Regions from separate parts of the Homo sapiens genome. Here region 2 is linked to region 1. The links are chromatin loops, found by intact Hi-C in ENCODE. Cell type or tissue: GM12878. All regions are shown on one strand. Links, peaks and the distances in the headings refer to the core of each region. The heading gives the core; the rest is flanking DNA.

Region 1 (8,338 bases), core at 202-8,201:
CATTGCATAGGTGATGAAACCGAGGGCACATAAGTACACAGGAAGTAATGGGACTGGATTTGAACTGAGCTCTATATGCCCCAAAGCCCTTCTTCTGTTGTATTAATTGTCTGATTACAGTGCAGATTAACAATAAATATCAATGAATAATCAAGTCTACTTCATCTTTGTGTTTCCAGGCAGGATTATGCAACAATCCCTGAGACATGAAGATTTATGTTATTATAATAGAGTCATGTCAACATAGTCCTCCCAGGATAAAAGCCAACTCCTAAACTTACAGCAAAGCTAACAATGATGGGATAAATACACCTGTTACCAGTTTATTAAATAAGTTGGACTCTGAGGCTACATTAACCCTTAAGCCCACCCCTCCTGAAGAATTCATTATCCCTACCACTCCACCCTTGGATAGAACCTTGGATTTGTATCATAGCTTTTCTAATTACTCTTTAGTAATAACAGTTCCTCTGACTACTTACAGTTAATAAAATGTAATCTAATAAAATTAGATTTCCAGCGATTATTATCAAAACCCTAGACTCCCATTCAATCTAAATTTTCCCTCCTGCTCCAGCGTGGACCTCCCTCAGGGGTTAGACTCCTCTTTGTCTCACTCTCTACCTCCCTGGGGGCCTTTCCAGCGTGGTTCAGGGGTTTGGAGGGGAGGCATGGGACAGAAAAGGCCTTCTGGCTGTGACTGAGAGCTTTGATGGGTTTCGGAGAATGCTCTTCCTGGGGACCCCCTTCCCTGGTGTAGCTGGTCCTCCAGCTGACCATGTACAAGCTTCTCATCCCCAACCCCACCCCAGCCACTGCTTCCAACAGTGTCCCCAGTTTCTTTCTGCTGTAGACGCCTGAGCCTGGCAGAAAGGCTTTTGGGGGCAGAGTTCTTTCAGTTATTTTCAGGCTGATCCCTCAAACGCCAGAGAGCCCATGACAATGTCTCCAGGTGAGTTTTCTCTTGGTGGTTTCTTTCTCTTGAGCTGACAGAGAAGGAAAAGGCCCTCCCTCCTCAGCCCCCATGGGTGGGGCAGCGGGTGGTGCACTGCATCCTGGCAGCCCTTTCCTGGCCTCTTGAACCCCTTGATGAAACCTTTGCCTTTTCTTACATATGTGCCAGGTGGCTGATGGGATAGGGGTCAAAGCTGGTTTCATAATTTTTGCATTTATAGTGCAGCACCTGTTGTTCTTGGCCCCCAGTGCTTTTGCTAAAGCCTTAAGAGGATACAAAAAGTTGTGTTTAACATCCTGTTTCACAAACGTGACACAAAAGAGACCTTTATAAAAATAAGCAACTCAAAGGAAGGGGACAATGAAGTGATCCATGAGAGGAAAGAAAGGCATTCATAATGCTGTTTATTGGGCTATACTTTGTGTCAGGCTGTACACTAGGTTCCATGCTCAGATCACATCACTTAATCCTCACATCAACCTGCATCCTCCTGCAGTTTTACAGATGAGAAAAATGAAGTTAATACTTTTCTCAAGAACACAGGGTGACTTTCTGAATCCAAAACCCATGCACTTAACAGAAGTTGAGAGGGAGGGTAACAGCTCTATAAAAGCCATTAAGAAGAGAGCCTTAGACCCATAGAGAAGGGCATGGGCCACACTGCTTTTGAGAGTGTGATTTGGAACCCTACTGATATGTTGCGGATTCTGTAACAGACCAACTTGGCATCTTAGAAAACTGTCACATCAAGTCTAAACTCTTCTGCCCAGTTATACCATTCTTGTCATTCCCAACTAACCAACATGGCCCCTCCACTGTCACCCAAACAGTTGCTTTTTTGGCCAAGAATGCCAAACTCCCCTTCTTTTCAATGCAGAGCTTTAGTGCATGACTTACCTCCAACCAGGAAAGTTCACAATGCTTCTTTGGCAATCTATGTTTGCCATTTTATTTCAAGACCCAACTCAGAACTCACATCTTGAGTTGGTTTTACCTGATTCGTCCCATTCTCAGCATTCATTCATTCATATCTGTCCCACTTTTATGGACCAGGAATGCAGATGGGAAAAGGGGACTTACGGCCTTGCAATTTTCTTTTACTACCACTAGATGGGGACCTTATAAGATGAAATGCTGACTCAGTTGTCCAAGAAAAATCAGGAAGCATAAATCAGGCTGACGCTTGGTTTCTAAACCAGTCAAGTAAGGCAGCAGGCAGTAACATACATACATACGTACACACGTACACACGTACATACGTACACACGTACACACGTACATACGTACACACGTATATACGTACATATGTATATTCAGAACTGAATAATTGAGTAGGGGAAATGCAACTTTGCAAGAAGCTGGGACTGCCTAGATTAGGTTTGTATTATATGATCTCATGTTCAGGATCCTAGCATGATTACTATATGTAGCATATGATTACTGAATTATACTACATCATTTTCCTCATGAAGAAACCAAGACCCAAAGATGCGAAGCGATTTATCAAAGGGTAAAAACTAAAATATTAATGTCATCTTGAAACTGTTCTATTCCATTTCACGATATCTATGGTGTATTGCAGGTAACTGTAGGTAACGGTAGGCCGGAATTTAAATTTTTGGATTCATTTGAATCTCCCACATCTCTGCAACGTTCCTAGGAATAGCCATATCAGCAGCCATGACAACCGGTTTTGAGCCCTGACTATGTGTTAAGCATCATTTTAGGTGACACATTACATAACTAAATTCACGTAGTCCTCAGAAAAGGACTGTATTATCATCATTTCTATTTTTAGATGAGAAAACAGAGGCTCAGAGATGTTAACAGGCACAGAGCTGGCAAGTGAAAGCACAAGGATTCAAACCCAGATGCAGTGGAGACCAAGGTGTGCTACTGCTGACTAGCCCCACCGTCTGTCCGTACCATGCTGGACAACCAGGGCACTCCAGAAAGCCTTCTTCATGGGCTTCTGGGCTCCCAGGGATGAGCTGGGGGTGGGTTGCCTTTTGTGCCCCTCACTGAATTGAGAGAACCCCCCTCTGCTCCTTTGCCTTCGGTGCCCTAGGCTGGACCCTTTCCTGTTTAAGCAACAGAGCAGTGGGAGCGGCCCTGCTGTGCGAGCCTCTCGAGCACAGTCTGCATTCAGTCATTTGTCATGGAAACAGTGTGGGAACGGAACAGGTGATGAGCCCTTCCATCAAAGGTGTATTCAGTACCTACTGTGGCCTCCAGATGCAGAAAGTCAAAGTAGTGCCTGCCTTCGGATCCCCCAGCCCCGTGGAGGAAACATAGAACACCTCATGGCAGTGAGCTGAGAGGACTCAGGAGGAGTGAGGGGCTGAAAGGCCAGGGCAGGGACGGGCTGAGCTGCTGCTTAGAGGGTGTCCCCGTGTTGCTACTGCCCTCCTAGCTCCTCTCCACTCCTTTGCTTTGGTCCCCAGCTAAGGGCCAGAGTGCACTTCTATCAACTTAGAATATAACAATAATCATTAAACACCATGTGGTGGCCTGAGAAGGAGTCTCAAAGTGTCTTGACCTGCCTTTTTTCCCGGGCTTGCCGAGCATGGATCCACATCACCAGCAGAGGGCACTATGCCAGAGCTGGCTCTGTTGAGGGCATCAGCAGAAAGTCCTCCAAGCTGGCACCTTGTGTTTATGCCCATTATAAAACACTGGACTTCAAGGCTCTTGTCCATAGCTCGCTTTGGGACAGTTAAACTAACAGTGCTTTACAGAGTTAGGCTGGCCTACCTTGGGAGGCACAGTCCCCACCCCCTTGTTTATTGGCAGCTGTCACTGACCAGCATAGGTCAGTACTGAGCACTCTGAGCAAGTTACCTTTTCTCATGCTCTCAGCCACCCTGGAGCAGGTGGGTCTGACTGTGGACACCTTGGAACGACCCCCATTCCAAGCCTGCACTGGATGGGCAGTGCTTAGGGCCTCACTTCTGTAACTACTGAAGGCTCAAACATTCCTTTTGGTCACCAACCCTTGTAGTGTGGTCAGGAAGAGAGATGCTGCGACCATCCCAGAGGAGCGGCCAAGGTCTGAGCTCTGAGATGCACTCCATGTCTCTACGCGCCGCTCCTCCAACAGCCACCTCAGGAGAGCATATCTTGGCAGGACAACCACAGTGACCTCTACCCTTGGTGCTAGGACCCAAGAGCTTCCCTTGCAGGAGCTGACATTAGACAGCACGAGGATGGTGCTTTCAGCCAACTTCTCAGCACCCACTCCTCCAAACACTGGGCTGCATGCTGGGGTGCAGAGGTGAAATGGCCTAGTCCCCATTCTGGAGCTCAGTCTGAGGTTGAAAAGGGTGACAACTCAATGAATTGAACATTTATTTGTGTGAATATTTGCTCATCAATCTAAAAGCCACAAACACTGACTATTTATTGTGCTCTGCCCCAGATTTGCTCTCAGCTTAACACAGTGTCTGCATGTAGATACCTCTCAATACATGGTCCCTGAACAAATAAATATCAAAACAAGGCAAAGGAGGTAGCACCCTCTGCTTATGTTCATACCACAGATTCACAACCAAAGAAAATGTGTTTTCTCTACCTTTAAGGCATTCAGGGCATTTAGAAGCAGAGTGTGAGGGCGCATGTGTGTGGTCTGATGGTCCGATGATGATGAAAGCTCCTGGCTCATTTCTCTTCACACCAATGGGATGCCTGTGGTTAGGGGGGCATCTTCCCCACTGGGAAAACCTACTACCCTCACAGCCAGATTACTGTTTCCAGTTCACCAAAGTGATCCAAATACAATATGGAAACTCTGTGTGTGCTTTTGAGCTTCAATGATACAGTAGGCAAAGACCCTTGCTACCTGGGCCCCATCTCAACCGTGTGTGTGGGTGCAATAACATGGTGACCCCTCAGTCGTCAGACACAGATTTCAAAAAGGCAGCCATCAGGTAAGATCTGTAGGTAAATGCTTCAGAGGAGAGCACCTTCAATCTAGCACCAGATGATAAGTGTAAAGATGGTATCATTCATTTTGGAAAATGACCATGTCAACAAGGAAGATGCTTTTTTTTTTTTTGAGACGGAGTCTTGCTCTGTCACCCAGGCTGGAGTGTAGTGGCGCGATCTCAGCTCAATGTAACCTCCGCCTGCCTGGTTCAAGTGATTCTCCTGACTCAGCCTCCTGAGTAGCTGGGATTACAGGGGTGCACCACCATACCCGCTAATTTTTGTATTTTTAGCAGAGACGGGGTTTCACCATGTTGGTCAGGCTGGTCTCGAACTCCTGACCTCATGATCTGCCCACTTTTGAATTATGATCACTGACTCATTCTCTCATTCTCTTCTCTTTTAAAAATTTTTTAAATTGACAAGTAAAAATTGTATGTATTTATGGTGTACAACTGTTACCAGAAAGGAGTCCTAATCCAGATCCCAAGAGAGGGTTCTTGGATCTCGTGAAAGAAGGAATTTGAGGTGAATCCGTAAAGTGAAAGCAAGTTTATTAACAAAGTAAAGGAATAAAGAATGGTTACTCCATAGGCAGAGCAGCACCAAGGGCTGCTGGTTGGCCATTTTTATGGTTGTTTCTTGATTATATGCTGAACAAGAGGTGGATTATTCATAAGTTTTCCAGGAAAACAGTGGGCAATTCCCAGAATTCAGGGTTCCTCCTCTTTTTAGACCATATAGGGTAACTTCCTGACGTTGCCATTGCACTTGTAAACTGTCATGGTGCTAGTGGGTGTGTCTTTTAGCATGCTAATGCATTATAATTAGTGTATAATGAGCAGTGAGGGCGACCAGACGGTCACTTTTGTCACCGTCTTGATTTTGGTGGGTTTTGGCCGGTTTCTTCACCACAAACTGTTTTATCAGCAAGGTCTTTATGACCTGTATCTTGTGCTGACCTCCTATCTCATTCCATGACATAGAATGCCTAACCACCTGGAAATGAAGCCCAGTAGGTCTCAGCCTTATTTTACCCAGCCCCTACTCAAGATGGAATAGCTCTGATTCAAAGCTTCTGACACAACATGATGTTCTGACATATGTATACAATGTGGAGTGGCTAAATCAAGAATTTAACATATGTATCACCTCACATACTTATTTTTTGTGGTGAGAACACTTAAAATCTACTCTCTTAGCAATTTTCAAGTATATATTATTATTGAGACAGGATCTCCCTCTGTAGCCCAGGCTGGAGTGCAGTGGCATGACCACAACTCACTGCAGCCTCAATCTCACCAAGCTCAGCTGATCCTGTTACCTCAGCCTCTTGGGTAGCTAGGTCTACAAGTGCATACTACCATGCCCGGCTAATTTTTGTATTTTTTTTGTAGAGACAGGGTTTCACCATGTTGCTCAGGCTGGTCTTGAACTCCTAGGCTCAAGCGATCCTCCTGGCTCAGCCTCCTAAATCCCAAGTGCTGGGATTACAGGCATGAGCCACCACATCTGACCCAATATATTATTCTTAACTGTGGTCACCATGACATATGATTGCTCTTTTGAACTTACTCCCCCTAACTGAAACTTTGTACCTTTTGATCCATTATCTCCCCTTTCTCTATCCCTGCCAATCCCTGCCTCATCCCCTAGTAATCAACATTCTACTCTCTGCTTCTATGAGTTCAACTTTTTTAGATTCCACATAAAAATGAGATCATGTAGTATTTGTCTTTCTGTGCCTGGTTTATTTCACTTAACACGATGTCCTTCGGTTTCAACTATGTTGTCATAACTGACAAGATGTCCTTCTTTTTTAAGACTGAATTTTCTTTATCCATTCATCTGTTGATGGACACTTAGGTAGATCCCATATCTTGGCTGTTGTGAATAGTGCTGCAATAAACATGAGAGTGCAAATGTCTCTTTGACATACTGACTTCATTTTCTTTGGATATATATACCCAGCAGTGGGACCTGCTGGATCACAGGGTACTTCTATTTTTAGCTTTTGGGGGAAACTCCATACTGTTTTCCATAACAGCTGTACTAATTTACACACTTTTGTTTTTGAAACTCCATTTGCAAGACAATTAAGCAGATTGTGACAAAACCCTACATGTGCAAAGGTCTCACCTAAGGTAAAAGTCTCTGTGATAGTTCTCCCTCTGAAACCATCTTCAGAACTAGAACCATGGCATTAAGCAACATTATCATAACGTGACATCTGTGTGAAGGTTAAAGGAAATTCCACTCTCATGTAAAATTAATTATTCCATCTAATCAGTCACTGGGCACCATTTAGGGGTCTTGCATGACACTCAATTCAGATATGAAGAAAGGACCAACTAATATTTTGAAAACTCAGCCACACTGAAGCATGAATGAGCCTGGATGAATGCTTTCTCCAGTTTCCTGGCCCCTAGGCCCCCAGCTGTCCAACCCGCACAAAGAGGAGGCCCATCAACATCATCGCAGGTGAGCACTCAAGGAGAAAACTGATTACAATGTGTGCTGAAAGACACTGAGGAATGCTATACAGAGAAAGATGCAACCATGGTCACATGATCCTTAAAAATTTGGCACCATCATGAGAACTACATAAAAAATTAAGTTTTGTGGCCAGGCATGGTGGCTCATGCCTGCAATCCCAGCACTTTGGGAGGATGAGGTGGGCAGATCACCCGAGGTCAGAAGTTTGAGACCAGCCTAACCAACATGGAGAAACCCTGTCTCTACTAAAAATACAAAATTAGCCAGGTGTGGTGGCACATGCCTGTAATCCCAGCTACTTGGGAGGCTGAGGTAGGAGAATCACTTGAACCCAGGAGGCAGAGGTTGCAGTGAGCTGAGATTGTGCCATTGCACTCCAACCTGGGCAACAAGAGCAAAAACTCTGTCTCAAAAAAAAAAATTAAGTTTTGTAATAACAAATTCTGTTGGTAAAATAATTATGTATGTGGTTATCCAAATACTAATTATCAATTAATGATTAATTAGCAACTGAATGCTATAGATAAAAAGTCCTTAGATGTTAGCAAACAGAGTCACTATAAATCGGACTAGCTGGCTTGGCCTCACAGCCCTCAAGGGTGCACAGGCTTGGGAACTGAATAGCATCACATCCTTTATCCCATATATTATTAACAAAAAAATCAAACTCTGCAGAATATTTGAAGAGGCTTATTGTGAGCCAATATGAGTGACCACAGCCTGTGTTACAGCCTCAAGAGGTCCTGAGAAAATGTGCCTGAGGCAGTCAGGTTACAGTTTGGTTTTATACATTTTAGGGAGACAAAAGTTACAGGCAAAGACATAAATCAATATATGTAAGAGATACATTGGTTTACAAGAAAGGCAGGACATCTCAAAGGTGGTGGGTAAGCAGGGGTTTGGGGGAGGAAGTAGATAGGTCATTGGTGGATTCAAAGATTTTCTGATTGGCAATTGTTTGAA
Region 2 (8,338 bases), core at 298-8,297, 68 kb after region 1:
AAAGCCAGTCCACAACAACTAAGTTAGCACAGTTATCTCACCTGTGTTATTGGTCCATGTCTTACATCTCAAATCCCCAAGAAATCCACGCAAGCCCATAGGAAATGAAACTTATCACATTTATGCTTCTCTATCTCCTTATGTTCAAAGTTTATAGGGATGGTGTGTTAGTCTGTTCTCACACTGCTATAAAGAGCTGCCAGAGACTGGGTAGTTTATAAAGAAAAGAGGTTTAATTGACTCACAGTTCCACATGGCTGGGGAGGCCTCAGGAAAGTTACAATCAGGGCAGAAGGGGAAGCAGACACATCTTACATGGTGGCAGGCGAGAGAGAAAGTGTGAGCCTGTGAGGGAGGAACTGTCAAAAACTTATAAAACCATCAGATCTTGAGAGAACTCATTCACTATCATGAGAACAGCATGGGGGAAACCACAATTACCTCGCACCAGGTCCCTCCCTTGACAAGTGGGGATTATAATTCAAGATGAGATTTGGATGGGGCCAGAGCCAAACCATATCAGACGGTGTCTTGGGAAGCCTGTTTGCTTCATGTCTCAAAAACAGGTCTACACTTTGGTCTCAGGATGAGTCACATTTGGAGCTGCAGGAGGAGGGGAGTGGTGACTACCAGTGTTTTTCAAGCTCCCCAATGACAAGAACCACCTATTACACCCCAAATTCCCTGAATCAGACTCTCCTGCAGAGGAACCTGGGAAGCTGTGCCTGCCACAATGGTCAGAGCAGTTAGGGCATTGCTAGACCTCTGTGAGCAAAGCTAAAACAGCTTAGGCAAGGAAGCTTGGGAGAGTGGCTTTGGGGTTAAACAGATCTGACTACCTGTTGACTCAGGTGAGTAATTTAATGAATTTAATGTCTTAGAGCCTCAATTTCTTCCTCTCTAAAATGGGGATAACAAATCCAAACTTTCAGGCTGGATGAAGTCTGGAAATAATAGCTGTGTAAAATACCTGGTGCATACCTTCCATGAGCTCAGCCAATGGTAGCTATCAGTACTGTAATCATGACAATGATGTTTATTAGGCCAAAGGGGTCTTAATTTGTATTCAGGAATGAAGAGACTTGGATTTCACACAAGATATTGCATTTCCTTTAACTTCAACACTGTTGGGAGCTGGCTTGGCAAAAAAAGAGCCCTGAGGTGGCAGAGGCCTTTCCTATCTCACAGAGTCAGGGTGGAGGGCACGGAAGTTTCACGACAGCCAAGTCCAAGACGCCAGACTTTTTAGCCACATTAGTATCTAAGGTATTTGTTCACTTTCATCTGTGAAGTGCTTTTCAAGCATTAGGCTGGTAATTTCTCTGTGGGGGATAACTTGGGGTACGGCCTTGCTCAGGCAGAAATCCTATATTTATTTTGGGTCTCTGGGATCTTAAACCTGGTCCACAAATTGAGAAGGAAGTTGTTTGTCCTAAATCATCTTAAATGCTCTGTCTGGGCTTTTCTGATACCAGGACACTAGTGCTTCTACAGACCTGGCCCCGAACCCTTCTTGACCATGACCTCCTCCTCTCCAGGTTCACAATGAGGCCCTGAGTTGGAAATCCAGGCTTAGTAGGTTAAAGAACTCCCAGGGAGCTGGGCAGGTCTGATTTCTCATTCCTCCTTAGAATAACATGAAGATTCCAAATGGAGGTAAACATTATTCCCTCAGCCTCTCCCAGTTTTCTTGCTGGCACAGATCCAAACAATTGACAGTATGAGTGTTTAATAGCAAAGAGATGACCATGAGGACACCAGCTGAGTATAAAGCCCTCCATTGCATGCGCAAAGTACAACAAAGAACCAGGAGTAGGATGGGGAGGGGTGTGAGTAATATAAGTTGAGAATTTTCAAAATTCTAGACCCCGATGAACATTGTCTTTACAATCTTTACAACTGCCCTATGAAATGAGCATTATGCTGCCCATTTCACAGATGAGAAAACAGGGGTATAGCTCTCAATTAGGAACGTTGCTCAAGGTCACACAAGCAGTACATGGAGAAGCTAGCTTGCATATGTGTAACTATTTAATCCCAAACCCATGCCCTTGACTCTCTACCATGCTGCTTTTAACGGTAGAAAAGGGAAGAAGAGAGTTAAGAAATCCATAGACAAAAGTTAAAATAAAATTTGTAAAAAGCATTTCTGTACTTGGTTTAGATTTTATCTGATTTCTCTTGAAATAAACAGTGAGACCTCACCTCAGGTTTATAGGCCAAATATGAAGGACCTTTAAACCTTGAGCCAGCAGTACATATTGAGTTGTCCAACTTGTAGAACAAGGCTAACCTATTCCTTCCTGTAAGGCCTCATTTGGCCTCTAAAGCAGAAGTAGGCAAACTTTTCCTTAAAGGGCTGGAGAGTAAATATTTTAGGCTTTGTGGTCCATAAGTTCTCGTGGTAAATCGACTCAAAGGAATGAGCTGGCTATGTTGCAGAAAAACTTTATTTACATCAATGCCAGTAGTTTGCCAGCCCCTTCTCTAGAGGAATAAGATTATTTCCTACTTGTTTTCCAAGTTCTTCTCCAGAGCATCAAAATGTACATGTATTGATTGTGAATATATAATCATGTGAGCCAGATATTAGCTAAAGTACTGTGCCCTCTGAGATTAAAATGAAACCACATGTAGAGGCAAGCTGCATGCTTCTCAATCTCTCCAGGGGGAATGAAGTCACCCATTCTGCTAAAGTGGTTTAGTTTATGAATCATCTTGCCTTCCTCTATTTTCCATCCCTACCCCACACCACATCATGCCAGACATAGATTCTAGCCCCCTCTTCCTCAATGCATGCATACAAAACACACACGACACAGGCACACACACACAGTTGATCATACACAAAGTTGTGTGCAACAGACTTTCCCCGGAAGGAAATGGATGTTGGATTGACACTGAAACAATTCAAACTACTTAACTTTAAATATGTTATCCTCCTTCTCAAAATTCCTTTGGCCACTTTCTCCTTAAGTTCTAGTCTCCTGCCATATGGCTTGGCCTACTGTCTTCCAGCAACTTTTCCCACTCTGTTAGGCAGAGCAATCGAGCCCTTATCTCAACCCATCCCCACACCTCCCTTTGCACGGCTCTGCTCTGAGATGCACCATCTTCCTTTTCTCACCCTCCCACCAGCCTCTGCAAGAGGAATGGGACAGCCTAGAAATATGTTACCATCATCTTGAAACCACCCTCCCCTTTAAACTCAAAAGCTGCTTTATAGTTTTAGTTTTAAATAGCATTTCTTTCTCCATGACGTAAATTAAAAATCTATCTGTTGAGATATTTTTGGGTTTGAGCGGCACAAGTAAACTCTAACATAAACAGGAAGAGGGAGTTATCCAAAGTATTATATAAAAAGGAAAAGCTAACAAATGGTTTCAGAAATACAGAAACGATGGCGACAGCATGGACAGCAGTGGGAGTTTGTGGTCTCTGTTTCTCTGAGGTATTGCCGTTGTATGTGGCACCAATGGGCTTTAGCCCTGTGTGTCTCTGTTCCAGATTAGATTCCAGAGAAAGTGACATTCTCTGCTTAGGCTAAATGTCAATTGCTGTGGTCAGGACCCTGGAATACTGACATTGTCAGCCTCATCAGAACTACATGGATTTGTGCAGGCAGTTTCCCTAAATAAGGGATGCTGTGCCTCCTCAAAAAGAAAAAAACAACGTTAAAAACAAACAAAAACAAAAACAGACGTCCACTCTACTGTGTTTCCAACCAAAGGCTTCTCAGTGAAAACGGACAGGATTCCTGGTTAAAATGCTGTAAACATGTGTAGATCATGTTTAGAGGCAAATATAAGGAGATTAAAGTTTTACCATGTGATGCCTCTCACTTTCCTAGTACTGGCTAAGGCAGTAAATGTTTTCGAAGGTATAGATATAATTGGTATCTGGCCCCTTCCTCCCCCAAAGTCTTGCTCTTTAACTTAGAGACTCTCATTTATTTATAATTGCTCTGCAAACTGAAACTAGCCCAATTTTCCAGCCAGCCAGAAGGCCATAGAACTGAAGCTTGAGAAACTTACTTTTGTACAATGAAACGCACCTGCTGCCTGCTGACCACTTCCTCTTCCTTACCCCTCCCTAATTCCTGTTTTCCCACATGTGATTACAATGAGACACCAGAACCCTCATTTGACCACCTGCTGCCTGCTGACCAACTCCTCTTCCTTGCCCCTTCTGTTTTCCTTCCCAGCTAAATCAACCCATAATTTTAGATGGGAGAAGAGATAGACTTGAGGCTTGTCTCCATCTCTTCAGTTGACATCACCCGAATAAAGCCTCCCTGGCAATAATCATGGTCTCAGTGATTAACTTTCTATGCAGCAAGCAACAGGACCTAGACTAAACCCTGGGCATTCGATAACAACTGGATAAACATTCATTATCATGTACATTTCACAGATGCAGACACTGTGACTTCACTCTGCGATGTGTCACCAACACACCTTATTTGTGTTGGAGGTGGGCTGTGAAATCAGTGTTTACATCTTCAAGCACACACTCTTTGATGGGATTGCTAGAAGAGATCTATTCATTGTATAGGTCACCTGAATATCCCAGACCTCATCTGTCCTAATGCACATGGCCCTTAGCCCACCCACCTACACAGAAACAAGCCCTTTGAGAGCTCTCTTGGTTCTCTCTGGACCTCCCTGGGAGAGTGTCTCGCATGTAATCAGAAACAAGTCTGCCCATGTCCCCTCCTCCAGTTTCTTCATCAAACCTCCTGACCCCTCCACTGCTGGTGGCCTCCAGGAAGATATGAAGACACTCTCCCTCCAAAACTCAGGTCTCTTTCCCTGCTGAACCCAGAGTCCTCAGGGTACCAGAGGTACCATGGCCATAGCCAAGTGGGCTCGGGGAGCAGAGTAGAGGGACAGTCCCCTCTCCAGCTATGGGTGATACTATGTTTCTTAGCCTCAAATTGATGCAGATGGTTCCTAGACACTGACAAAGTCTGTCAGCAACACTTATCTTTCAGCTGCTGGCCCTAACCTCCTCCTGCTCACTACTTCCCAATTCAGAGTCCTTGCAGGGGTTGCCTGATTGCCCAGGCCTTGGTCACTTGCCACACTCAGGCTTCAGGAGGGCTGGGAGAGCTGTTGTCTGGACTTCTCTTGAGGTCACAAAAGTGATCTCAGCTCACACAGTGGAAGTCCCAAATATACAAAGAAGATTCAGGAGTTGGGTGGTCAAAAAAAAAGCAATGGCAAATGTCCACCAGGATGCCATGTGGCCCATCCCTTATCACTCTCCCCCCAGCTCTTTCGCTGGATCCTCTCTTCTCTTTTAGCAAAAAAAAGCAAACAAATAAATACTAAGCTTCTTTTTGCATATGAAGTTGTGCAATTCAGTACTTGAAGGGAGGTAGAATTCACCATACTAAACGGCTCAAAGTTCCAGTTTTAGTTATACCAGGAAATGCTGCCATTTTGAGGACACAGGGAACTCAGTGCTAATTCATTAATGATTGCAGCAAGAGGTATGGAAGCGGGCAGGGAATTAGGGGCAGAGGATGAGAAACTCAGAGTAAACACTTTCTGCAGTTGGGTACTTGTGAAAGAGAGAGTTCATGTTTTAAAGTCAATAGACTCAAGGTTCAAGTTTTGGTTTCACTACTATGTGATCTTATACAAGTTTTACTTGATATGTCTGAGCCTCTGTTTCTTCATTTGCAAAATAATAACAAAGAATATTCCTGAAAGTTTTAAGTAACATAATGCATGTAAAGTGGCTGGAAAATTGCTGCTTAACAAATATTCCCCTTTCTCTTCCCTCTGGGAAAATAAGATAAATAAGATTCCTATTTGTACAATAAGGAATATTTCTGTATATTTCTGTATACTTTTACATATTTATAACTGCTTTATGAAAGTATTTTTGATATTGCTGTGAAAAAAATCTGTAATTGCTTTTAATAAGAATTTGATGGAAAAAATGTAATACAATTATTTTATTTTAAATGGAAATTATGGATTAAAAGTTATCAAAGAGTATTCTACAGTAGCAAATTAAGTAAATTGTAGTCTATGATTTCTGGGCTTATAGGAAAGAAGGTAAATTAGCTTTTGTAGGGTGCTGTACTAATGTGTGCATGCCATTGTGCTGGGCACTTTATAGTTAATCTTTACAACAAACTCATAAGAAAGTAATTTTACAGATGTAGAAACTGAGGCTAAGAAATGTTAAGTCATTTCCCCAACATCACATAGTAGAAGTTCATCTACATATGAGGCCCATACAAAAGCTAATTCCATAGCTCACTTGGATCATGATACCAAGCAAAAACATGGTAGGTATGTCCCATGGTCAGGTAGGCACTGAGCAGCAGAACAGTGGGAACTGACAGGTTGCCTGATCACAGCTCCATAGTCTCTGCCAGTAAGGACACAATGAGCCCACGTAGATGGAGTTAGATACTTCACAGCAATGGTAGAAGCTTCCTGTTTGTATCAGTTCTCTTTACGCCCCAGATCTCACAAGGGTGATGCAAAGGTTGGCACAGGTGAATACCATGCACGGAGTGCAGGGGCGCCTCACAGCTGGGGAATCCTAAGCTTAGGAACCCCCCTACGTTACAATGGGGCTTCTGGAAAACTGCCCATCCTCCCCTCCAGGGAGAGATGTTATCTTACTACCCTGCAATGTAAACAAATCTTTCTCAAGAAGAGGAGAGAGGTCTTTATCCTTATTATCCTAGACCATCTCCAGGGAGGGGGACATTCTCACTATCTTTACCATTCTGGAAAGTAAATAAATCTGAGGAAAGTGGGTGTTGATGCCTAGATGTGAAGAAATGTGAGAGATTCATAGAGACTTGCCTCCCATTCCAAAAAAGTAATAGGATATTAATAGACCACCCTTTTTTTCTGTTTTTCCTTCCTTTGTTAAACAAATATCTACTCTTTTATTCACTCAAAGTCAATTCACATATGATTAAGTGACCCCTATGTGTGTAGGTAGACGTGCTGGTTGCTGTGCATAAAGCCGTAAGTTAGGCAAATGCAGTCCTTACCTTGGTGGAGCTAACATTGTGATTTTAGCTCAAGATAGTCTGCAGCTGTCTTTCTCAGCGGCCTGCAATGGGGCTGACTCCAGACAATCCAGTTGTTTCTGTGCATCCTCTAAAAGCCGGAATGGAGAATTTAACAATTCACAACATCTCCTCAGGGAGTCGCTTAACTATTAAAGGAGCCTATACTTAGGCTGTGAACCCAAAAGTATCTGAGACAGGTCTCAATCAATTTAGAAAGTTTATTTTGCCAAGGTTAAGGACACACCCATGACACAGCCTCAGGAGGTCCTGACGATGTGTACCCAAGGTGGTTGGGGCACAGATTGCTTTTATACATTTTAGGGAGACATAATACGTCAACCAATACATGAAAGATTTACATTGGTTTGATCTGGAAGGGCGACGCAACTCGAGGAGGGGAACTTCCAGATCGTTGGTAGATTTAAACATTTTCTGATTGGCAATTGGTTGAAACAGTTATTAGCAGTAGAAAGTTATCATCAGTAGAAAGGAACGTCTGGAGTTGTGGAGACCAAGGTTTTATCATGCAGATAAAGCCTGCAAGTAGCAGGCTTCAGAGACAATAGATTGTAAATGTTTCTTAACAGACTTAAGGTCTGTATTGATGTTAATGCTTCATAGGAATGATGAGCCATGTCCAATCCCCTCTTCATCCAGCCTGAACTACTTTTTCAGATTAATTCTGGAATGCCCTTGGCCCAGAGGAAGGGTCTATTCAGATGGTAATATGGTTTGACTCTGAGCCCCATCCAAATCTCAAATGGAATTGTAATCCCCAGTGTTGGGAGTGGGGCCTGGTGGGAGGTGATTGGATCATGTGGGTGGTTTCTAATGGCTTAGCACCATCCCCCTAGTGCTGTTTTGTGATAGAGTTCTCATGAAATCTGGTTGTTTAAAAGTTTGTGGCACCTCCCCCACCCTCTCTCTCCTGCTCCTGCCATGTAAGACATGCTTGCTTCCCCTTCATCTTCCACTATGATTGTAAGTTTCTTGAGGCCACCCCAGAAGCAGAGGCCTGTACATCTATCTCTCAGAACCGTGAGCCAATTAAACTTCTTTTCTTTAGAAATTACCCAGTCTCAGGTAGTTCTTTATAGTAGCTCAAGAATGGACTAATGCAGATGGTTAGGAGGCCTTCCAATTTTATTGTTGATTACAAGTCTCATCAATAAGTCATGGTATTGAAAGTTAAATCCTCAGGAGGCTCCACCACACATTCATGAAGTCCAATGAGTGAGTTGATGGTGTTATTGTTAATGCTGAGGATATCCAGGTGCAGAAAGGACTGAA

What was found. Peaks named below come from ENCODE experiments on the same cell type or tissue, not always from the same donor. Only the 100,000 strongest peaks of a DNase experiment are listed, where the experiment ranks them.
Region 2: it touches region 1 in a loop (2.9-fold over the local background); 2 of 110 quality-filtered maps call a loop at or near these places.

Annotation. Positions count from the first base shown.
Region 1 is chr1:224,846,872-224,855,209 of GRCh38, reverse strand. No RefSeq gene overlaps it. Among named protein-coding and RNA genes, the nearest start is that of DNAH14, 79 kb to the left of the region's middle. In GM12878, for the core only: CTCF peaks have their summits at 2,067 (motif pointing right) and 3,539 (motif pointing right); DNase peaks (open chromatin) are centred at 2,089 and 3,549.
Region 2 is chr1:224,779,168-224,787,505 of GRCh38, reverse strand. No RefSeq gene overlaps it. Among named protein-coding and RNA genes, the nearest start is that of LINC02813, 18 kb to the right of the region's middle. RefSeq lists an enhancer at 4,116-4,325. In GM12878, for the core only: no CTCF peak of the experiment used is centred there; a DNase peak (open chromatin) is centred at 4,045; H3K27ac peaks cover 2,008 bases.